Linked DNA regions of Homo sapiens: region 2 is linked to region 1. A link is a loop called in an ENCODE intact Hi-C map of the cell type or tissue named here. Cell type or tissue: sigmoid colon. All regions are shown on one strand. Links, peaks and the distances in the headings refer to the core of each region. The heading gives the core; the rest is flanking DNA.

Region 1 (8,000 bases), core at 1-8,000:
CAGTATGTCTCCAGGTGAGGCGCCGCCCCACCCCAGAGCACCCCGCCGGCTCTTGAGGTCACCCTGCCACCTCTGGCCCAGGGTTGAGATGTGCCCCATTGAAACCATATTGCCTGAGATGGTGTTGACAGAGTCCATTTTCCAGGCCAGGTGGTGGGCTGGGGGCTTGGGCCCTCAACGGATCCTCCCTGCATTGTCCCAGCTGCTGACCCCAGCTCCTGGCCTTGTCTTGCAGTCATGGGGAAGTTCACCTGGACTGCCTGGGCAGCATACAGGACAAGATCACGGTGTGTGCCACCGACGACTCCTACCAGAAGGCGCGGCAGAGCATGGCCCAGGCGGAGGAGGAGACGCGGAGCCGAAGTGCCATTGTCATCAAGGCTGGAGGCCGCTACCTGGGTGAGCAGTGGGTTTGGCAGGGCTGTAGGGCAGCCGGGCAGCTGCCAGTGTCGGGAGACATTTGGGGCCTGTCCAGGCTGGGCACTGGCTGTGCCCTGCACAGAAATGATGGGTCAACCGAGGAGTCGGTCCCTGAGCAGGACGTGCCTGGACCAGAGTCTGGGTTGGGAAGAGAGGTATGGCCACATGGGCCTGGGGGCTATGTGAGGGATAGGGGGTTGGGTTATGGCAGCTGCTGGCTTGTGAAGCCTGAGGTGGACAAAGGGGCCTGAGAACTCCAGGAGCTGTGAGTTGGTGGTCCCTGCTTTCAGGCTGCAGCCTTGGGGACCTTCACCTGTCAGGGAGATCAACAGGCTCCCTGAAGATGGGCATGCAGCCTAGGGCAAGGCCCATGTCTGTCTCTGGAGGCTGCCCCCACCCTCACCTGACCAGCCAGCTCCTGCCCAACGCCACCACAGCCGGCAACAGGCAGGAAATGAGCCTCACAGGCCCTGTTGCCAGCGACCCAGCACTGCAGGAAAGCTCTGGCCACTCAGCATCAACTTGGAAACGGTTTCAGCAGTTGAGAAGCCAACAGGCCTTGACAGTGGGAAGCACAGTGCTGTTTGTTTACAGAGCTGCAGCACCCCGCCTCTTAGTCCAGGCAGAGCTCCAGGAGTCATGGGAACTCATTACGGCAGGAGTAGGGTGCCGGGCTTCAGGGAGGAGGGAGATGGCTCAGAGCAGACGACAGCCTTGATGGCTTTTTGAGTTTTATCTTTAAGAAAAGGCGGGGGCATTTCAATTCCTCTCTCTCCTCCTTCCGAAGAAAGCACGTGATTTCCCTTTGCTGAGCAGAGGGGTTCCCTCTGAGTGAAACCCCAGATGTGGGTGCAGGGGTTGGTCTTCCTGGTCAACACTGAGTCCGGGTGGACATGTTGTATGGCCAGGGAGCCCGGGTTGTCCATGATGTTGAGGCCCTGGGCTGTAAGCCCCAAGCACAGGGCTGCTGTGGGGAGAACAGTTGAAGAGACAGCGTGTTTTGTTTTTTGTTTTTTCTTTTTTTAAAGACAGGACCTTTCTCTGTCACTCAGGCTGGAGTGCGGTGGCACAATCATAGCTCACTGCAGCCTCAAACTCCTAGGCTCAAGTGATCCTACCTCAGCCTCCAGAGTAGCTGGGACCACAGGTGTGTGCCACCACACATGGCTAACTTTTAGATTTTTTGTAGAGACAGAGCCTCGCTATGTTGCACAGGCTGGTGTCTGACTCCTGGGCTCAAATGATCCTTTCGCCTGGGCCTCCCACAATGCTGGGATTACAGGCATGAGTCAGCGCACCTGGCCCCATATACATGTTAATAAATCTGTGGGTCCTTCAGCCAAAAACTTGATCAGAAATGTATCTTAGCACACCACTTTGGGTACAGTGAGGGTTTTTTTTTTTTGAGATGGAGTCGCGGTCTGTCGCCCAGGCTGGAGTGCAGTGGCGCGATCTCGGCTCACTGCAACCTCCGCCTCCCGGGTTCACGCCATTCTCCTGCCTCAGCCTCCCGAGTAGCTGGGACTACAGGTGCCTGCCACCACGCCCGGCTAATTTTCTTTTTTTTTGTATTTTTAATAGAGACGGGGTTTCACCGTGTTAGCCAGGACGGTCTCGATCTCCTGACCTCGTAATCCGCCCACCTCAGCATCCCAAAGTGCTGGGATTACAGGTGTGAGCCACCGCCCCTGGCCCAGTGAGGGTTTTTGAAACAGTTTATGTTCTGGTAGGGGACGCTGTCTGTTAAGATGTGAATGTGGCCAGATGCAGTGGCTCACACCTGTAATCTCAGCACTTTGAGAGTCCAAGGCAGGGAGATCACAAGGTCAGGAGTTCGAGACCAGCCTGGCCAATATGGTGAAACCCCATCTCTACTAAAAATACAAAAATTAGCCAGTTGTGGTGGCGTGCGCCTGGAGTCCCAGCTACTCGGGAGGCTGAGGCAGGAGAATCTCTTGAACCTGGAAGGCGGAGGTTGCAGTGAGCTGAGATTGTGCCATTGCACTCCAGCCTGCGCAACAGAGTGAGACTCTGTCTCAAAAAAAAAAAAAAAAAAAAAAAAAAAGATGTGAATGTGCGTGTTCCTCTGTCTCACAGTGCCCCCCTCAGGTTGCTCCTCCTCCCTGTCAATCAGCCTGGCCCTATATGGGTGAGTCCAGCCCTGCTGTCAGGACCCCACTGAACAGACCCCAGAGGTGTGAGCACTGGCCCTGGGTATTCTGAAAGCAAGGCTTTCTGGGTTAATTTGACAGATCAGATTTTGAGAGATAAGATCAGAGTGATGTTGTTACGAAGAGCTTTTGGGGGAAGGATTTGAGGCACTGTTGAGCTTGCTCGGCCGACCCTGTTCCCAAGGATGCCGGGGCATCATTGTTCAGGACAGAGCAGGGGAGCAGCGTGCTGGACCCTGCCCACGTCTCTGCGTTGGGGATAGAGGGGAACCTGCTCTCCCCAGGGCTCTGGGCACAGCCACGCCTGCCAGAGGAGAGCTTGACCAGGCCTAAGGCTGGGGTGCCACTTGCACCTCAGGGTCTTCAGAGCAGCTGCTGAAAGTGGCTCCGACATCTTTACTGACTTTAGAAAAACAAAAATGGCAGCCACATGGGGCCAGCATAGGACTCTGAAGTGCAGGCTTGGGAGTGACTGCCTCTTGCAGTTCAGGGACCCCCAGTTTAACATCAGAAGGGTTTACAAACAGCCCCTGCCTCAGGTTGGGCAGGATGGCTCTGGTTTATAATACCAGCACTTTGGAAAGCTGAGGTGGGAGGGTCCTTTGGGCCCATGAGTTTGAGACCAGTCTGGGCAGCATAGTGAGACCCCATCTCTACAAATAATATAAATTAGCCAGGCATGGTGGTGCACACCTGTGGTCCCAGCTACTCCAGAGGCTGAGGTGGGAGGATCGCTTGAGCCCAGAAGTTTGGGGCTGCAATGAGCCATGATTGTATTACACTCCAGCCTGGGTGACAGAGCAGGATCCTGTCTCAAAAAACAAAACAATCCTTCCCCCCCCGCCCCCCGCCCAAACACACACACACACACACACACACACACAGCCCACTAGAGTGATCAGGTGATTTCATACACGCACACACACATTGCCCACCAGAGTGATCAGGTGATTTCTCACACACACATACTGCCCACCAGAGTGATCAGGTGATTACATACACACACACACACACACACACACACACACACACACACACACTGCCCACCAGAGTGAGAGTGATCAGGTGATTTTGCTGTCCAGGATTTAGGTTGCCTGTGATGAAGTAAGTAAGGCTCTAACACAGTTCTGCCGCCTGCACCTCCCACTTCTGAGGCTGGGTGCCCTGCAGGTGCCTGCCTTGGGCAGCAGGTGGCGCTCTTGGTCGCCCAGGGTCCCCAAGGAGCAAGCTGGCTTTTGCTGTGGTTGGTGTGGTGCCTCCCACCAGCACTGTCTATAGTCTCAAACCTCTGGGCACCTGGTCAGCAGCACTGGCTTAGGACACGGCAGCGCCCTCTCTGTTCCCTAAAGCTTGGATTCTTGTTGCAGGCAAGAAGGTTCAGTTTCGGAAACCAGCCCCAGGTGCAACAGACGCGGTGCCCTCCCGGAAGCGGGCAACCCCCATCAACTTGGCGAGTGCCATCAGGAAGAGTGGTGCCAGTGCCGTGAGTGGGGGCAGCGGGGTGTCCCAGAGGCCCTTCCGTGACCGAGTGCTGCACCTCCTGGCACTACGGCCCTACCGCAAGGCTGAGCTGCTGCTGCGACTGCAGAAGGACGGCCTGACGCAGGCGGACAAGGACGCGCTGGATGGCCTCCTCCAGCAGGTGGGTGCCGCCCCGATGTCTTGTCTTTACCAGTGGTCTCCGCAGATGGTCTTGTGCGGGTGGGATGGGCCAGAGCATGGAGACTGGGATTGGGACTGGCAAGGAAGAGCCCTTCCTGGGGTCTCTCACAGGTTCAGAACCTGCCTGAGAGCCAGGGCCTCCTGGATTAGAACAAGCTTAGGGGGCCATGGATGCGTTTCTGGGCATGGCCCCGACTGTCCAGGGTTGAGAGGTGGACTCAGCATGGAGCCCAGGCCCTCCTTCACTGTCTGCTGACACACGGGCCGTGGGGCCTGGCACAGTGGATTCAGGCTTCAGTTGCAGACGATTTGTGGACTCAAGGCCTGGGGAAGGAATCTACACGTGCCTGGCAGAGCCTGGCAGGCCTCAGTGTGAATCAGCTGCCTGCCGCCCTCCACCTGCGCCTCCGGGTGAGGGGCTTCACGTCTCAGACCATCAGGCTTCCATCTGTGACCTGCAGTGCCCCTCCCTGGGGTTGGAGGCTAGGCCATCTGGAATGTGGTGCTGGCGAGTGGAGCCTGCTCTTGAGAAACACCCCGGGCATTGGAGCAGGTGCGATGGCCCTGACTGCCTTCCACCCCCCTCACCCATGGAGGTTCCTGAGGCTCCACCTTGGCTTCCTGGGGTCCCTGGGAAGGGGAGTGACTCGCACTGGCTTCAGAACATTAGCCAGGCTATGCAGATGCAGCCTTGAGGTGAACTGAGGATGGGTCTCCTCGGATCGCTGCTGTGGTGGAGGAAGAGACATGGCTGAGCCTCTTGCACCTTTTAGGATGATGGAAGTGGGATGTTCGGGGTCACATCCAGCACCTCAGGAACACAGGTGATGCCTGCAGCAAAAAGCACATGCTGTGGCATGCCGGGATAGCAGCTGTATAAAGGACGTTCTTCCATGTTTACGGAGCTCCTCATAGGCGTCCCTCTCGGGTGCGCGGCTGGTGGGACCCTGTTCCACATTCCTTGGGAGGATGTCAGCCTGGCCCTCGTCCACCCCCATCCTGCTCCCAAGGCTAGGGCTGGCATGGTGCCAGCAGGAGTTGCTGAAGGGAGCTCGATGGAGTCATCAGATGTGGGACCTGCATTGGCCTGGCCAGGAGGTGTCTGTGCTGGTGCCTGGCTTCTCCAGGTGACTTTGGTTCAGTGCCTCCTGGGAGCAGGCCTGGCCAGCATCTGCAGGCAGATTGTCCCTTCCTGTGCCACTGTGACTTCCCCTGGACAGCTCGTCTGCTTCTTGCTTCTATATTCATTATGCAGCTGCTTCCCCCCAAGCAGCTGTGGGGGTCAGCAGGACACTGTTGGCTTGTAGAAGAGGAGGGGGATGTGCCTCACCCAGACTGGTCATTTCCAGCCCCTCACAGGCCCTCAGACATGCTGAGGAATGGCAGTGACAAAACTGCATGCCTCAAAGGTGCTTGGCCCTCCCTCTGTGGAAAAATCTAGAGCAGAGATGGAAGGTGTCCACCTCTAGGACTGGCTGAGCCCCAGGGAAACCCGCAAGCCTATCCTTCAAGGGGAGGGGTGTTGACGGCTGAGTAATATTTAGCAAAGCCTGTCATGAGCCATAAAAATATTCAGCCTTTGACCTACTAATCTGGCTTCTGGGAATCCCGTCGAAGGAAACTGTTGCCAACCTGAAAAAAACTGCACACAGTAATGTCTGTTTATGCTACAGAGAAACTGGCAGCAGTTTGGGGGTGGGATATTACTCAACTGTTAAAAATGCTCCCCATGGGCCGGGCGCGGTGGCTCACGCCTGTAATCCCAGCACTTTGGGAGGCCGAGGCAAGTGGATTACGAGGTCAGGAGATCGAGACCATCCTGGCTAACATGGTGAAACCCCATCTCTACTAAAAATACACACACAAAAAAATTAGCCGGGCGTGGTGGCGGGTGCCTGTAGTCCCAGCTACTCCAGAGGCTGAGGCTGGAGAATGGCGTGAACCCGGGAGGCGGAGCTTGCAGTGAGCCAAGATAGCGCCATTGCACTCTAGCCTGGGCAACTGAGCGAGACTCCATCTCAAAAAAAAAAAAAAAATGCTCCCCATGGGATACGCTGTGACGCAGAGCCATGTCAGATGCAGCAGAAAACAGTGACTGCTATGCCTGCAGCAAGATGGAGACCAGAGTGCCCTGTAGGCCAGCACGCAGCACCCACTCAGGGCAGTGACCTGGAGCTTCCTCAGATCCCTCTAAGGCAGACGTTCTGAATCCATCTTTGTTAGCAGTCTGGGAGACGAACTTAGCTTTGGTCAACCGGCAACAGCAAGGCAGGCTGGTTGTAGGGAAGGTGGGCTCAGACGTGGCCCCAGAGGTACCCCTCACCCAGCATCCCCAGCCGTGGCTGACTCTTCCCTGGGAGTTGTGATCAGAAATGGGGTGGAGCCCAGCGCGGTGGCTCACGCCTGTTTCCAGCACTTTGGGAGGCTGAGGTGGGAGGATCCTTGAGGCCAGGAGCTCGAGACCAGCCTATGCAAAATACTGAGATCCTATCTATACAAAAAATTAGCTGGGTATGATAGTGCATGCTTATAGCCCACCTACTTGGGAGACTGAGGCAAGAGGATCGCTTGAGCCCAGGAGTTTGCAGCTACAGTGAACCTTGATCACACCACTGCACTCCAGCCTGGAAGAAATAGGAGCCAGGTGTGGTGGCTGGAATCCCAGCACATTGGGAGGCTGAGATCAGAGGATCGCTTGAGCCCAGGGGTTCAAGACAAGCCTGGACAACATAGCGAGATCCCATCTCTTAAAAAAAATTAGCTGGAGTATAGTGGTGCACACCTGTGGCCCCACCTACCTGGGAGGCTGACGTGGGAGGGTCGCTTGAGCACAGGAGGTCTAGGCTATAGTGAGCTAAGATCTTGTATCAAAAAAGGAAAAAAAGCAGGCTAGAGGGGCCAGGGGGCAGGTGATGGGGTCTCAGTACTGCAGGTGGTAGCCCTCCCCTTTTTGGAGCCAGCCTGGCCCCAGCACCTCTAAGACAGTTGAGTCTGGACCTGCCTTCATGACCCTCATTATCCCTTCTGCACCCTGAGGATTGTGTGCGGGGGAACTGGGGGTGGGAGACATCACGGATCGGTAGTGGGCCATCCTCTTTCCTCTCCTCTGTCTCTGTCTGTCTCCCACTGTCTCTGCACACCCTCCCAAACCCACTATCAGATCTTTTTTCTCTAGTCCCCCGTCTCTCTCAGGATTCCCACAAAGTGATGGCTGGCTCTGTCTTGCAGGTGGCCAACATGAGTGCTAAGGACGGCACGTGTACACTGCAGGACTGCATGTACAAGGATGTGCAGAAGGACTGGCCTGGCTACTCGGAGGGGGACCAGCAGCTGCTGAAGCGGGTGCTCGTCCGGTAATGCCGCCTCCCATCCCCCAGCATGTCCCCACCCGCATGAAGGCAGCCAGAGCTTACCCAGAGGATGCTGGGGTGGTCTTGTGTGGTCCTGAAGGCCACAGGGCTTGGGAGCAGGATGGAAGGGTCCAAGTAGGCCTCTCTGGCCATCCTCCCTACTGCCCACGTGGTGCCCCAGGGTGTCCCGTGGTGGGGGAAGGCCACGCTCACAGAGTGGGACGGAGGTGTGAGTCACTGGCCCCGACCTTGGAATCTTCAGACAAAAGGCCTCAGTCTGCTGAGACCCTCCTCAGCTGTCCCCAACTTCCCTTCATGCTTCCCTCCACAACCTGGGCATCCCCACAGGGCCTGGGAAGTTCACTGACTTTTTGAAAAGAGCCTCTCAAGAACCTGA
Region 2 (16,500 bases), core at 5,846-13,845, 190 kb before region 1:
GCGAGACGCAGCCTGGGCGGAGGTGGGCAGGCGGAGGAGGGAGGGCCGGGGCCAGGGCTGATGACTAAGGTCCTCTCCAGCCGGCCACTGGGAGGAGGGGAAGGACCCATTACTCAGGCTGGTCCAGACAGGGGGCGGCCGGCACGGCGGGGCCACAGGCCCCCAGGAAGGCGGTGGCCCTGAGCCGGTCCGAGTCTCCAGACGGCCACTCGAGTGACGGTCACCCGCACGTGAGTCATCGGAGCCAATGCGTCAGCAGCCCCGGCCAGGGCCGTCTCAAGAGGCCATTGCTGCCCGCCCTGGCTGCACCCTCTGCCCGAATCTGGCCTCTGAGTGGCCACACGCCCCCGCTACAGGCCTGGCCCGGGCTAGGGGCCATTCTGACACCCGCTTGCCGCTGTATCCCCCCAGCAATGTCATCGGGCACCCTAGCCAGGCCCAGGCCTGTGCTGGACCCAAGGACACGCCCAGGTCTGCCCTGGCAACACCACCCCTGCTCCTCTCAGATGTCCCAGTGCAGGGATGTGCTAGGGCTAACATCCAGGGAGCCTGGGTGGGGTAAACTCCCCCAGGTGGACCACCTGTTATGGGATTCCCGAGATCTCCAAGGGTTGCCCTGGGACCACCTGCTCACTACTGACACACCCTGTGGAGGCTCCTTCCCTCCCCACGCTGTTCTTTCGTGGGGCCCTCGAACCCCCGCCTGAGAGTCTGCTCTGGGGGAACCCAGCCCAAGGCACGATGGCCTCGTGGGGGAGGTCACAAGAAGCTCAGAGTTGCAGAGGTTGCGGCCAGGCACCCTAGGGATGAAGCCTCGTGGGAGGATCAGGAGCAGAGGGAGGTGGGGGCTGCCTAGGGGGACAAGAGTGAGGGGCACGCACCTGTCAGGGCAGGCGCCCCTCCTCCGGCCCCGGGCTGGCCTCATCTCCATGGTCGGCTTCCCAACCCATGAGAAGCGATCCAAAGCCCCAGAACGGTTCTTTTCATTGGAATGTCCAAAAAAGAAAAAAAAAAGGCAAGAACAAGAAAGAATTTCATGGAAACATTTCTTTGGGGTTTTGTAAAATCCTTTCCCACCCCCACGCGGAGCCCAGCGCTCGGGCCAGAACGGAGCCTGCCGGCATTGCCCCTCATAGGCGGTTCTGACGCGCGCAGTCCCTCACTTCCCCTCAAAGAGGAGAGCACTTCCACTTTCAAAGCCAATTTTGGTTTTATTGTCCATGTGGCTCGAAGGAGCACAGCAGCACAGCACAGCTGGTTGGCTCCCACCCCGGCTGATGCGATGCCGCCCCAGGGTCTCAGTGCATGGGTGGGGAAGAGGCTGTACTTCAGGGGACAGCAGGGGATGTCAGGGCCGGCTGAGAAGCCACTGCCCAATCCCTAGCCTCTCTCCCAGCCAGTCCCAGGCTGGCAACTGGACCAAGACCATCCTGAGAGCCTTGTCTGAGATCCAGCAAGAGAGGGAAACAGAGACTCGGAGAGGGAGTGACAGAGACTTGGAGGGGACAGAGACCCAGAGAAGAACCGGGACCCACAGAAAGAAAAACAGGACCCAGAGAGAAGTGGACAGATACCCAGAGAGAGAAAAACAGATTCAGAGATAAAGGGACAGAGACTTAGAGGGTACAGAGACCCAGAGGGGAACAGGGACGCAGAGAAAGGTAGACAGAGACCCAGAGAGAAGGAGACAGAGACCCAGAGAGAAGGAGACAGGCACCCAGAGAGAGGGGGACAGGGGGACAGACAGAGACCCAGAGAGAGGGGACAGAGACCCAGAGAGAGGGAGACAGAGACCCAGGGAGAGAGGGAGACAGAGACCCAGAGAAAGGGAGAGGGAGAGACGGAGGCCCAGCAAGAGGAGAAAAAAACCCAGAGAGAGAGGAAGACAGATACCTAGAGACAGGGAGACAGGGAGACAGAGACCCAGAGAGAGGGAGATGGAGAGAAAGATCCAGAGGGAGAGGGAAAGAGAGACCCAGCAAGAGGGAGAGAAAGAGACACCCAGGGAGAGAGGAAGACAGAGACCTAGAGACAGGGAGACGGAGACCCAGGGAGAGAGGGAGACAGAGACCTAGAGAGACGGAGAGGGAGACAGAGACCCAGGGAGAGAGGGAGACAGAGACCCAGGGAGAGAGGGAGAGGGAGAGACAGAGACCCAGAGACAGGGAGACAGAGACCCAGAGAGACAAGGAGAGAAATACAGGGAGAGAGGAACAGAGAGCCAGTGAAAGGAAGGGAAGCAGAAATGGTGGCAGGGGTGGGGGTGACAGCGACCAGGCAGTGTGGGAGGTGGTGTGGGGCTCGAGTGCCAGAGCTGTGGGGGGCCTGGAATCCCACCACCAACCTCTCAGCCTCACAGCCACCACCCTACTCTCCAACCACACTGACACCTTCTCTCATGACCCTTCCCACCCACTCTGACCTTGCCAAGCAGGCACAGGTCTTCACATGCAGCCTCACAAATCCCCAGCAGCCGGGGAGATCACAGGCTCAGTATCCCTCTCCAAGATGGGAACACCGCGGCCCAGCGTGCCCCTGCTCCCCCGCCACCCCCACCCCTGGCCACCAGCAGCTGCAGTCCTCACTGGCTCTTGGGCACGTGCCTCGAGGGTAAAAGGTGCAAAGAGGCAGGGTCCCACCCATTCCACAAAGGCAGCTCCCCCAGTACTGTTGCCATGGTGACCACAATGTTTCACAGCACTGGGAACTGCTCCCAGCCCACAGGATGGAGTTGCTGGGTTCCGGCACCTCATGCTGGCCCTCAAACGCTCCGGCCCCCACGCTCACGTCAGCAAGCTTTCCCGTGGGACAGCTCAGAGGCCCCTGAGGCCCGGCCGCCCTGCTTCTCCCCCAGACTGCCCAAGGCTACTTCCTGGGGTTATCCCTCCTGATAAGGGGCCGCCCCTTCCAAGGCACCTGCTGTTCTCTGCCTCCCTTGGCTCCCGTGGGAGTGGAGGAAAGATAATGGCTTCTGGATGGACAAGTGGGAGAGCCAGGAGCGGGTGCAGGGCCCCACCGCAGTGTCCCAGCAGGCCAGGACACTCAGCCACTGACAGACCCAGAGACTGGGACAGAGGGACAGAGATGGGGAGACAGAGACCCAGAAACAGAGGGACAGAGACACAGAGATGGCAACAGAGACAAAGAGACAGAGACCCAGAGACAGAGACACAGAGACAGGGAGACAGAGACCCAGATATGGAGGCACAGAGACTCAGAGACCCAGAGACTCAGAGACAGGGAGACACAGACCCAGGGAGAGGGAGACAGAGACCCAGAGACGGAGACAGAGACCCAGAGATGAAGACACAGAGACTCAGAGATAGGGAGACACAGACCCAGAGACAGGGAGACAGAGACTCCAACCACACTGATACCTTCTCTCATGACCCTGTCTCATGACAGAGACAGGGAGACACAGACCCAGAGACAGGGAGACAGAGACCCAGGGACAGGGAGACAGAGATCCAGGGACAGGGAGACAGAGATCCAGAGACAGAGGGACAGAGACCCAGAGACAAGGAGACAGAGACCCAGAGACAAAGGGACAGAGACTCAGAGATAGGGAGACAGAGATCCAGAGACAGAGGGACAGAGACCCAGAGACAGAGGGACAGAGATGCAGAAACAGAGGGACAGAGACTCAGAGACAGAGATGCAAAGACAGAAGGACAGAGACCCAGAGACAGGGAGACAGAGACCCAGGGAGAGAGGGACAGAGACTCAGAGACAGGGAGACAGAGACTGCAGCTCAGGGGCCGCCAGGGTGCAGCTGTCTGTGTCTCCCTCCTGCTTGACATGCTGATTTTCTCCAACATCTTCACGAATCATTTCAAACAGGAACCCGCCACTCCCGCCCTGTGCTGGGAGGGCAGGCGTGCTGGGCAGGCCAGGCAGGGTCAGAGCCACCCTAACCTCGCGGCCTCCCCACCCACCCACCCTCAAGCCTCCTCCAAGAGCCCCGCGCTACTGAGGCAGACAGGGCTCGCCGTGAGTTGCGCCTGTTGGCCCAACTCACACAGCGTCCTGCATGGATGCCCTCTGACCCCTGCGAAGGAGGCCCTGGCCTTCCCCTTCCTCCCAGCCTCCTGATCTGGAGCCATTCCCTGCCTGTCTGTCCTTGGCTTCAGCCTGTCTGTGCCTGCTGGGTGGGGACAGAATGACAGGAGACAGAGCATCTGGGAGTGCCTAGCAGGAGGCCACTGTACCCAGGGCTGGCACCCCCAGACAGCCAAGTGACGGCCAGGGACGCCAAGGCTCAGAGAGGGTGGCGGGCTGCCCAAGTCACACCGGGAGTTCAGGGAGGGCAGGCAGGCAGGTTTCGGAATCGAGGATCAATTGGAAAGGACCACGACCAATGACCCCAAGGACCCAGTGAGGTGGCAGGAGACACTCCCTGCTCTCAGGCTCAGCAGGTTGAGAGGTGAAGCCCACAGAGCTGGGAGCAGAAAGCTGAGGCCCGTCCACCCCCATCCTGCAGGTCCCCCACCAACCCCACCATGAAGCCAGGGCAAGCTGCGTGGCCTCCCCTTTCCTGAGCCTTGCTCAAACCTTCCAGAAAACAGGGGGTTAGAGGTGCAGTGGTTTGCAAGCTGTCATCTCAGGAGCATGGGGGTGTTCTAGATGAGGAAGGAGGCTGGAGGCATGGGTGGGTGGATGATGGATACGTGTGGCCACCCCTCACCTGCTCCTCAGGGGTCACCATAAGCCCAGTGCCCTCAAGGCCGGGCTGTGATGTCCTGCCCTAATCCCAGCCTCTGACCAATGCCACCAGGAGTCCAGGATGTGTGGGGCTCTGACTGCGGCCAATGGACAGGAAGACATTATGCACAGCGCCCCCATCCCGGACTTGCCAAACTCCAGCCACTTCTCAAGGCCAACAAGAGGAAGCCCCACCATCCAAACAAAGGCCCAGAAGACAAGGGGGTGTTCAGACCCCACCTCCCTGACCAGCAGCAAGCTCTCTGCCTCCACAGCACCCCTCCCATCCTGGCTCTCCATGTCCAGATGACAATGCTGGGGCGTCTCCATCAGAACAGTCTTCACGGACCGAGGGAGCACCCAGTCTGTGCAGTCTTGGCTCCTGGCCCACCTTGTGGCAGGCAGTCTCTGATGGGGCACTGCTACCATCCCATCTTACAGATGGGGAAATGAAGGCACAGAGAAGTTCGGCCACTGGCCCAAAGTTATACAGTAAACAGAGGCAGGGGGACACCAGGCTTGGCCAAAGGAGGCCTTCCTCAGCCAACACACGGGTGCTGGTCGACCTCTCCCCGGTCCCAGGTGGGTGGGCCTCTGATCGTGACCATCACACAGATGGGGAGACTGAGGCTCAGAGGGCTGAGACAGCTCGCCAAGGCTCTGCCTGAGCTGGGAGGATGGACATGGAGCTGAACAGCAGGAAGAGCAAGACAGGGGCTTTTCAAGGCCGGCCCCAGGCAAGAATGTGGATTTACCCCACTAGTCCTCCAGCCGCCCTGCAAGAGAGGGAACCCCACTCTACAGATGAAGGGGCGGTGCCTGCCAGGTCCCGCTGGGAGAGCCTCGGTCTACGGCTCATCAGCCACCCCACCTCCCTGATCCCCACCTGGGCCATTTTTGTCTTCCCTGCTCCTCACTCCATCTGCCACATCATCTGTTTCCAGCCTGTCTCCCCATGGCTGAAAGGGGAACCCCATGGAAGCCGAGCAGGCAAGGTTCTGTCTCCTGTAATGTTCTGGTGCTCACCGCCATGCCTAACATATGGTTGGAGCTCAGTCATGCTTGTCAACTGGATGGGTGGATGAGCAGTCAAATGAATGGACAGGTAGATGGATGGGTAAATGAGTGGGTGGATGGGCAAACGGTAGATAGACAGATGAATGGGTGGGTAGATGGGTGAATCGGTGAGTGGATGGGTAAATGGGCGGGTGAATGGATGGGTAAGTGGGTGGAGGGAGGGGTGAATGGATGAGTGGATGGATGGGTGGATAGATGGGTGGGTAGATGGATAGGTGGATGGGTGGATGAAAGGGTGCGTGGATGTATAGGTGAGTTAATGGATGGGTGGATGAACGGATGGACGGATGAATGGATGGGTGGATAGCTGGGTGGGTAGATGGATGGATGGGTGAATAAATGGATGAAAGGGTGGGTGGATGGGTGGACAGACAGGTGTGTAGGTTGGTGGATGGGTGGATGGATGGGTGGGCGGATGGTAGATGAGAGGATTGGTGGATGGTGGGTTGGTGGATGGATAGTGATAGGTGAGTAGATGGAAGGGTGGCTGGACGGGCAGGTGGATGGGTGGGCAGATGGTGGATGAGTGGGCAGATGGTGGATGAGTGGATTGGTGGATGGGTGGGTGGGTTGGTAGATGGATAGTGGTAGGCAGGTGGATGGGTAGATGGAAGGGTGCCTGGATGGGCAGTAGATGAGTTAATGGATGAGTGGATGGAAGGGCAGATGGATGGGTGACAGACAGAAGGGCAGATGGATGGGTGGGTGGGTAGGTGGGTGGGTGGGTGGATGAATGGGTGGGTGGATAGATGGAAGAGTGGGCAGGTGGATGGGTGGGTGGATGGAAGGGTGGCCTGATGAAAGGGTGGGTGGATGGCTGGATGGGTGGATGGATGGGTAGGTGGGTAGGTGGGTGGATGGATGGATGGAAGGGTGGGTGGATGGAAGAGTGGACTGATGGAAGCGTGGGTGGATGGGTGGATGGATGGGTGGGTGGGTGGACAGGTGGGTGGATGGAAGGGCAGGTGGATGGTGAGTGGATGGAAGGGTGGACTGATGGAAGGGTGGGTGGATGGGTGCATGGATAGGTGGGTGGGTAGATGAAAGGGTGGGTGTGTGGGTGGGTGGGTAGGTGGGTAGATGGAAGGGTGGGTGGGTGGATGGAAGGGTGGACTGATGGAAGGGCGGATGGATGGGTGGGTGGGTGGGTAGATGGAAGGGTGGGTGGGTGGGTGGGCAGGTGGGTAGATGGAAGGGTGGGTGGGTGGGTGGATGGAAGTGTGGACTGATGGAAGGGTGGGTGGACGGGTGGATGGATGGGTGGGTGGGTGAAGGGTGGGTGGGTGCCTAGGTGGGTAGATGGTAGGGTGGATGGGTGGGTGCATGGAAGGGTAGACTGATGGAAGGGTGGGTGGATGGGTGGATGGATGGGTGGGTGGGTAGATGGAAGGGTGGGTGGCATGGGTAGGTGGGTGGATGGAAGGGCAGGTGGATGGGTGGGTGGATGGAAGGGTGGACTGATGAAAAGATGGGTGGATAGGGGCAGGTGGGTGGGTGGGCGGATGGGTGGGTGGGTGGTGGGGTGGATGGACAGGTGGAGGTATGGATGGTCAGGTGGGTGGGTGAACTGGTGGACATAGGTGTGAACAGGTGGGTAAGAAGGAGTGAGTGGGTGGCAGATAGATGAATGGTGGATGAAGGGTGGGTGGATAGATGGACAGATAAATCCACATCTTTGTGCTGGGCCGGCCCTGAAGAGCCCCTGTCTTGCTCTTCCTGCTGTTTAGCTCCACATGCATCCTCCAGGCTCAGGCAGAGCCTTGGTGAGCAGTCTCAGCCCTCTGAGCCTCAGTCTCCCCATCTGCATCATGGTGATGATCATAGGACCCACCCACTTGGGACCATGAAAAGGCCAAAAAGCACCTGTGCACTGGCCAAAGAAGGTCTCTGCTGGCCATACCTAGTGTCCCTCTGCCTCTTGTTTACTGTGTGGCCTTGGATGAGCCCCTGAACCTCTCTGTGCCTCAACTTCCCCATCTGTAAAATGGGATGATAGCCGTGCCCCTTTTCTAGGCTGCCTGCCGACAACGGAGCCAGGAACCAGAACTGCACCACCCCAGTTGATGGCCTTATACAAAGTGGGTGCTCCCTTGGTTCGTGGAGGCTGTTCTGATGGGGACGCCCCAACACTGTGGTCCAGGTACAAGCCAGGATGGGAGGGGTGCTGTGGAGGCAGAGAGCTTGCTGCTGGCCAGGGAGGTGGGGTTTGAGGGTGAGTGAATGAGTGAGGTGGCAGGTGGATGGCTCCCAGGTGGCAGCACTGGGCTGGAGCCCAACTCTTTTTTTTTTTTTTTTTTTGAGATGGAGTCTGGCTCTGTCACTCAGGCTGGAGTGCAGTGGTGTGATCTCAGCTCTCTGCAACCTCCACCTCCCAGGTTCAAGTAATTCTCCTGCCTCAGCCTCCTGAGTAGCTGGGACTATAGGCGCCCACTACCACACCTAGCTAATTTTTGTATTTTTAATAGAGACGAGGTTTCATCACATTGACCAGGCTGGTCTCGAACTCTCGGCCTCAGGTGATCTGCCCGCCTCGGCCTCCCAAAGTGCTGGGATTACAGGCGGGAGCCACCGCACCTGGCCTGCTGGAGCCCAACTCTTATCTTAGCTCACTGCTTGTTCCTCCCCACAAGACCTCCTGGCCCGAGTCCTAGTGTATGTGATCCTTCAGGATCCACCGCGAAGCCCTCAGTGGGACTCTCCTGCACATCCTGTCTCTGGACCTTTGCTCATGTTGTGCTCTGTGCTGAGTGGCCAACCCTCTTGCCCTCAGACCCTTCTCCCTCCACCACACTCCTGAGCCCACCAGCATTTCTGCACTCAGCACCTCTGCTGCCTCCACCCCAGAGCCTTCTCTGCCATGGCTTTCCTCACCCTCATGGCCCAGCTGGGTCCCCATCCAGGGCTGACGAGTGGGCAGGTCTCGGCCTGAGGCTTCCCTTTCCCATTCCCTCCCACTGAGGTGAGACTGCTTCTGCCACAGCCCATCCCCCGACTTGGTCCCACTGCATTGGGCCGGCAGCAGGGACCACTTGAATGAGCAAATCCCTTCACTCCACAGTTCAGGCAAGTAGGTACATGACTGCACAGCTCCAGAGCACCGCTTGGAAACCCAGTGAAATTCTAGCACTGCTGAATTCTAGCATGTCGGGGTGGTAACGTGCTGCAAGGCAGCCCACCCCACTGCCTCCACTGGCAGGACAGGTGTTGAAGCCCCAGAAGGGACGGGGCTGCCACATGGCACTGCTCATCCCCAGCAGAGCCAGGCCAGATGCAGGCACTCCACAGCTTAGCCCAGCACCTTCCAAAGACAACACAAATTTCAGCATCAGAGGGGGTCTGTCATGAATATCTTCATTTTTGGGGTGTTTACCATCCCTCCCCTCTTCTCATAAGGGCCCCCTGTTCTCCTCTGGAACCTCCTCTTCTCTATGCTCAGCCCCAGTGGTGGAGATCAGGCAGATCCCATTGCTGGGCTGAAAATATGGATGTGACACAGACTGGACAGAGGCTCCAGGGCCCCTGGCCATAGGGATTCATCCTGGGATGGGGACTTGGCCCTTCTGATCCAATCAGAGCCTTCCCTGGGATTTTTACTGGAGCCACCAGGATGAAGGGTCGCCTTCCTGGTGGTGTTGGCAGGCTAGTGGAGTGGCAAGGTGAGGTCCCCTTTCTACCAGGTGGGCAGCACCCAGACAAGAGGGATGACAGAGCTGAAAGAAGGGAGCCACAGATTCCAGCCTTCAGACCTTGCACCCCAACGTACCTAAAACCGGGTGTCTCCTTGCACTTTTTAAAATGTGAACTTCGAGTCTTTAACTGACGGCAGTATCTTGGGTTTCTGGCTCTCCCCACCAAGAGGGGCCTCGGATGTCAGGAGGCTCAGATCCAGCCACGGCATTCCAGACGAGCCTCTGGAAAAACCACTGTGGCCTTAACACTTTTCCAGCTGCCGCCTCTCCCTGCAGTGCACACCAGCTTCCTACCGGGGCTGAGGGGTCAGGAAGCCCCGCTGAGGGCCATTCTGAGGGCGAGTGGGCGGCGGCCATCCCCAGCCGCAGCCCCGCCTGTCTGTGACGAGACAGACGGCTCCACTCCGTCCGCCACGACTCCCAGAAAAGGTCAGCAAGCTGCCCGCGCCCCTGACCAATGCGAAAGTTCAGCAACTCTAAATGCTAACAGACTGGAGGCGTGACTGAGGCTGGAACGGCAAAGGGGCCCGGTGCCATCAGCCTTGGCGAGGAAAACATCACCCGTCATCTGTGCAAGTGACTCACGTGGAGTATAAACATTTGTGCGCTCCTGACCCCCCGCTTCACACGACAGAGAGCCACGAGGACCCGAGGAGGGGGAGCCAGAGGAGAGACCTAGCGCAGCCCTCCTGGGACAGGACGGACTTCACCAAGGAGAACGCGTGCTTCCAACTCGAACTTCAGTCCTGGAAGTTTTTCAGATAGAGGATGACTCAGGCTGATGGCAACAGAGAGGGTGTCTTGGGGGTCCTCTGTGGGGCTCCCCTACGTGTCTGTCATCTCACAGTCACCTTGACACTCCTTCCACCCCGCTCCGGGAAAATGTCCCGCTCTCAGACGATCTGGGTGATCACATGCCTCTCTGCTCTGCCTCCTTAGGCAGACTGCCTCAAATTCTAACATCCCGTGGAGAGCAGAACTCTCCGGATATCCAGCCCAGACCGCTCCCGCCCGGGTCCGTCTTTGACCCCTGTGGAATTTCACAGTTGTGGCGTCAGTAAACATCTTCGGCCTCGATCCTCGGGTGACCCCCCTCCAGGCCTTTACAAGCCTGAAGGTCCACCCCTCAAGATCTCCTCCAGGCCCAGCCTGTTCAATTCCGGAAGCCCTTGCCCTCGCAGGAAAGGTCTGTGATTCCCCCAAGGTGCTGGTTACTTCCTCCCAGATCACAATATTTTCAGTGTGCACCGTGGTGGTGCACACAGAGCGATCAGGCACTCCGCTGCGCAGTGAGGGGTCTGAAATCACGCTGGACATGCACCAAAATCCACTCTGCAGAGGAGGAATGCTAGGGAATTGCTGGCGCAGCCGTTGGAGACGAGTCCTGTGAATTCTGTGCGGCCCTCTCCGGAGAGACATGTGGAAGGGGCGGGGTGGGGGGCAGGAAGGGACTGGAGGCTGGGGTTAACAAGTGTTAAGAGAGCTGGTCCGCACAGCTGCAGAGCGGCTACCAGAGGAGGAGGGCGGGGCTGCCGGCAGCGGGAACCCAGCGGGCTTGGCCCCCACTTCCACTTCAGACAGCTGGACAGGGAGAGAGCGGCTGTCGTTTGCCGCCTTTGCTTTAACATGCAGGGCTGAGGTTTTGCTCACTCACTAAAGACAGCACACGCAAAACGGTATGGTGCCCTGGGCTCTGTAACAGGTAACAGGGCTGGTTTACTGACAACATGCCTGTGAATTTCTGCTTCTCCGCCCACACCCTGCTGGTTCAATGAAGTGAAGAGGAAGAGGCGGATGACCCTCGGCCAGCCTGGGCATGCAGAGCTATGCCAGGAGGCTTCCCCTCTGGTATGCATCGAAGACTGTTCGGGGTGGGGTACTCACTGGATCTACACTCAAAAGCATCCATCCCGTGCCAGTAGCTGTGCCAGCGCCAGGACCACCACTGTAAAAAGATCTGATAAAGCCCTGCCCTTGGGGAACGTACATTCTACAGGGACATGGGTCCTCAAGCAGAGAATGTACCATGACGACAGGGCGAGCAGTGGCGCCACGGTGGACACAGTGGCCAGGCCCCGAGGAGACAACACTTGAGCCGTGCAAATCACTGGGACAGGACATTCCAGTGAGCGTGCTTCAGAGCCCAGCAGAGCCGTCAGAGCTGCGGAAGCTCAGGGGCCCAGCGGGTCACATCAAGAAGTAGATTTTGTTCTGAGAGTGAGGGAGCCACTGGCAGGTGGCCGGCAGGGGAGTGAGGTGGTCTGATTCCTGCCTTAGGAGGGTCCCGCTGGCTGGAGTTGGGGATGATGCCCAGAAGGGGAAGAGCCAGGAGTGGCTCTGAGCTGGGATGGGGAGGAGAGAGCAGGAGGAGCTGGCTCCAGGCTGTGGCTCGAAGGTGGAACCCACAAGAGATGCTACCTGAGGACCTCCTGGGCAGCTGCAGCCAGACTGAGGCCTTCTCTCAGGAGGAGGGACATTCCCAGGACTGGGACCTGCTGGTGGGAAGACCTGAAGCCCTCAAGGACTGTGGGAGCTCCAAGTGGCACGAACCCTGAGCAAGGAGAGGCATGAAGGGCTTTTCTGGAACACAGGAAGGGCTGCGAATCCCCTAGGCCAGGTGGCGCCTCCAAGTCTGCTGCTTGTTGCAGGCAGTGCAGCCGCGCGGGACCAAGGACAACCCTGACCTTCAGCCTGCCCGGTGGGGAGGGCAGAAACTGGCCACCACTATCAGTCAGCACAAGCTCAACCTCCAGGCATCCCCAAGCCTGCGTGTGCCTCTCCATCCCTCCAGGGCCCACCTTGGCCGAGGGTCCCTTGTCTCTTGCCAGAGGGATCCTTTCTTTTTTGAGACAGAGTCTCACTTTGTCGCCCAGGCTGGAGTGCAGTGGTGCAATCTCGGCTCCTGGGTTCAATCGACTCTCGTGCCTCAGCCTCCAGAGCAGCTGGGACTACAAGCACCCGCCACTGCGCCCAGCTAGTTTTGTGTATTTTTAGTAGAGACTGGATCTCACTATGTTGCCCAGGCTGGTCTCGAACTCCTGACCTCAAGTGATCTACCCGCCTTGGCCTCCCAATGTGCTGGGAATACAGGTGTGAGCCACCACACCCGGCCTACAGAGGGATCCTTTCAAAACAGGAGGCTGACTGATATGCCGCTCACCCAAACCCTGCCCTGGCCCCCTGGCCCAGCCAGCCCGGAAATGACCGCACGACGTTCTCTAACTCCTGCTGGCATGTATGCGCCCCATGGGCAGGGTCCATCTGTCCCATGGACCCTTCATGTCCAGCACCAGGCATGGGGTGGACACAGGAGACTGTGGCACCTGCACAAAGGCAGAGAAATGTGTCTAACAAATCCTGTCCACAGAGCAAAGAGCTGGGGATGCCGGGACACATGCTGCCCAGTCACCCCTTGCCTTCAGTAGATCCCACCCCCTTCTTCCAGGATCCAAGGCCCCAAGTCGCTGAATTATTTCTATCTGTGTCCTTCCCCCTCATCCTCCTCTCTCCCTCCCCATTCTCCTGTTCTTTTTCTCCTCCTCTCTCTTTCCTCCTCCTCCTCTCTTCCTCCTCCTCTTCCTCCTCTTTTTCTCCTCCTCCTCTTCCTCCTCCTCCCTCTCATCTCCTCCTCCTCTTCCTCCACTCTTCCTCCTCCTCCTCTCTTCCTCCTCCAGGGCCTCTTAACACCAAATCTAAAACATTCCCTAAAACCAAAGGGTAAGACACACACACACACACAAATATCAGAAAAAGGAAAAAACCAAAGGGCTGGAGTGAGGAGAAAGCCTCCCTTTTACAGTGTCTGAGGAGAGGTGGGTGAGATAAAAAGTAATCGCCGTGGGGGAGGTGGGATGACATTCGCAGGGGCTCCCTGGAGATGGTGCGATTATGGCGGAGGGTAATAAAGCCTTTCTTCCCCGGTAACTACGGACAACGACAAGGAGGCCGTCCCGGGGGTCACAGCTACCAGGTGGAAACAGTCCAGCTGTGACGATCGCACTGCACGATTCAGGTTGAAGTGAGTGCTTTCAGAGCAATTCCACTCCCAGAGCTCTTGGGACCTGCCGACAAGGAGGGGAGGAGAGGGTGGCCTCCTTCCCAGAGAAGGGGCTCAGCTGTGAGGGGCAGATCGAGTGGCCTGGATGTGGCTCGGCCTGTGGGCCAGTGCCCTTCTTGGGCTGGCCCAGTTCCACCTGCCCCCATCCCTGCTGAGACGCGCCACCCCCCGCCGCCCCTGCCCCCGCCCTGCCGAGCTCCTGCTCCCAGGCCTACTCCTGGCGGAACCTGCCCTCTCCAGCTCACGCTGGACGTGCTCTACTCTCTCGCTGCCCCTGCTGCTGTCCCTCTTACGGCCCAAGTCATGGCACTACTGTCTTCCCAATGGCTCAAGTTCACCCTCTCCTTTCCCTGCCTGACACACGCACGCCACATCAAGGCTTGCTGGCATTGACGATCCCCTCAAGGCCCATGCGGGCATGGCGGGCAGAAGGATGGCAGTGTCCCCATCATGGGCGTCAGCACTGCCACAGTAACACTGATGAGGTACATGTGACCTCTCCCCACTCGTTTCCTCCCAGACACCCCCCACCTGGTGGGCCTGGAGCCCCATTTCCCAGATGAGGAATCTGTCACAGCCACAACCCATAAAGAGGGAGCCACAGTCACCCATGGGTATGATGAGACACCTCATGCCGCCATATCTGACCACATTTTCCAGGAGAAGGACTTGAGTCCACGTCTTGGAAGGGTCAAAATCCTCCTTCTGAAAGGGGCATGAGGCCGGGCGCACTGGCTCATGCCTGTAATCCCAGCACTTTGGGAGGCCAAGGCAGGTGGATCACCTGAGGTCAGGAGTTCGAGACCAGCCTGGCCAACATGATGAAACCCCATCTCTCCTAAAAATACAAAAACTAGCCAGGCATGGTAGTGGGCGCCTGTAGTCCCAGCTACTTGGGAGGCTGAGGCAGGAGAATCACTTGAACCCAGAAGGCGGAGGTTGCAGTGAGCCAAAATCATGCCACTGCACTCCAGCCTGAGCTCAGAGTGACGTCAAAAAAAATTAATAATAATAAAAAAGAAAGGGGCAAGAGGCCAAAGGAATGAGAACTTCCCCAAAGTAGCAAGAACCTCCTTGGGAAGCCACCTCTTCCCCTAAGTCTTCCTAGCAGGAGCTGGGGGGCTGGACCCTTCCAAGGCCTCTGGGCTTGGTGGAGATGATCTAGATTGTGGAGAAAGCTTCAACAGGCAAAGGCCACCCAGCCAGACTGACTGTGACAAACCCACCGGGCGCAGCGTCTCGGCCACAACTTTCCATGCAAACACTTTCAGCAGGCAGCAAAGCCCCTGGGCACAACGTCCCAGCCATCACTTCTTTTTTTTTTTTTTTTGATACAGAGTCTCACTCTGTCGCTCAGGCTGGAGTGCAGTGGCAGGATCTCGGCTCATTGCAACCTCCTCCTCCCAGGTTCAAGCGATTCTCCTGCCTCAACCTCCAGAGTTGCTGGGATTAAAGACGCCCACCACCACACCTGACTAATTTTTGTATTTTTAGTAGAGAGGGGGTTTCACTATGTTGGCCAGGCTGGTCTCAAACTCTGGACCTTGTAATCTGCCTGCCTTGGGCTCCCAAAGTGCTGGGATTACAGGAGTGAGCCAAAGCACCCAGCCTAGCCACCACTTCTTATGCAAATGCCTGAAGCTGGCACATCCCTCACCCAGATCCCCCCACCTCACCCCCAGGAACAGCATGACTCAGTGAGCCTGGGCCCTACCCAGGCGTCTCCAGGGAGCGTGGGCCAAAAAGCGTGGATGCCAAAGGCCCATGTCGGAGAGGCTGCAAGGCCAGAAGGTTCCTCCAAAACTCTGCCGGTCAGGTACCTCACAGTGACAGAATTTTAGCTGGGGAGGTGCGACTCCCCAGAGGGTTTGCCTCCCCTTGCGACACCCCAAGTGGCCCAAGCCTCCTTTCCCTCCAAGGAGTCTAGACCCCGCGGCCCGAGCTGGGAGGAGGCCAGCTGGTGAACAAGTGTCCTTTGTGCTTGCAGCAAGGACCCCACCTCCTCTCCGCACACCCCAGCCAGGGCAGCCCCACTCTGTCCATCCCTGAGGTTCGGCTCAGTCATTAATGACCACCTCTACTAGGCAACGGGTTTTTTGTTGATCCCTCGAGATAGGAAGGAAGGAGAATAAGCTTTTCTCTTTCTTTTTTCCCCCTCGGTTGCAGAAGACAGAAGTTGGAACAAACAAGTTATATAACGTTGGGGGCGGTCGGGGGTGGGGGAGCGCAGTCCCTCCTGGGGACAGTTTCTTGAGTTGTGGTACCGCTGGAAGGGCCAGGGGGAAGACAGGAACTGCCCCCGCCCCTGGCCAAAAGACAAAACCTTCGTGGGACAAAAAGGCAGATGCGGGCGTTGCCTGGCAGGCTAGAAAGGCAGCTAGAGACTAAGGCCAGCCCCCACTGCCCCCCAGCAGCCCCACAAGCCTCACTGGAAAGGCAAAAGATCGACCTGATCCCATAGAAGGGAATTCCTACCTGCCAGACTGCAAGCCTCAGAGAGCAATAAGCTTTTGCACACCCCCATCCCTCCCTTCCTCCCTCTCAGCCACGTCTCTGGGACACTTCCTCCTTCTGTGTCATTCATGTTCCAGGCACACAAGAGGGCACAAGAGAGACAGGCTTTCCAACCTCAAGGCACCAGAGAAACACAACAAATAACGTTAGGTGGTGACCAGCATGATCAAGAATATACAACAAGCATGCGCCCCAGCAATTCTGCTCCTAGATGTGTACCCCAAAGGACTGAACATGAGTGTTTAGACAAAAATGTGTACACTCATGTTCATAGCAGCATGATTCATAATAGCCAAAAGGTGGAACCAATCTAAGTGTCCATCAACAGATGAATGGATGATGTGGTGCATCCACACAGTGGAATATTACTCAGCCATAAAAAGGAATGAAGTGCTGATTTAGGCTACAACATGCATGACCCCCAAAGCATCATGCTGAGTGAAAGAAGCCAGACTCAAAAGG

What was found. Peaks named below come from ENCODE experiments on the same cell type or tissue, not always from the same donor. Only the 100,000 strongest peaks of a DNase experiment are listed, where the experiment ranks them.
Region 2: it touches region 1 in a loop (1.9-fold over the local background); 6 of 110 quality-filtered maps call a loop at or near these places.

What each region holds. Positions count from the first base shown.
Region 1 is chr19:18,457,811-18,465,810 of GRCh38, reverse strand. It overlaps ELL (elongation factor for RNA polymerase II), which reads left to right. Exons shown (of 12, transcript NM_006532.4): 3 at 1-14; 4 at 236-399; 5 at 3,959-4,233; 6 at 7,482-7,606. Among named protein-coding and RNA genes, the nearest start is that of ISYNA1, 24 kb to the right of the region's middle. RefSeq lists an enhancer at 3,668-3,727. In sigmoid colon, for the core only: a CTCF peak has its summit at 3,758 (motif pointing right); DNase peaks (open chromatin) are centred at 1,010, 3,790, 5,270, 5,850 and 6 weaker places; H3K27ac peaks cover 3,582 bases.
Region 2 is chr19:18,644,166-18,660,665 of GRCh38, reverse strand. All of the region lies in intron 1 of KLHL26 (kelch like family member 26), which reads right to left. Among named protein-coding and RNA genes, the nearest start is that of KLHL26, 15 kb to the right of the region's middle. RefSeq lists enhancers at 2,304-2,834, 2,835-3,366, 8,693-9,280, 10,951-11,761, 11,762-12,572. In sigmoid colon, for the core only: no CTCF peak of the experiment used is centred there; DNase peaks (open chromatin) are centred at 9,975, 10,465, 10,975 and 11,533; H3K4me3 peaks cover 1,825 bases; H3K27ac peaks cover 3,270 bases.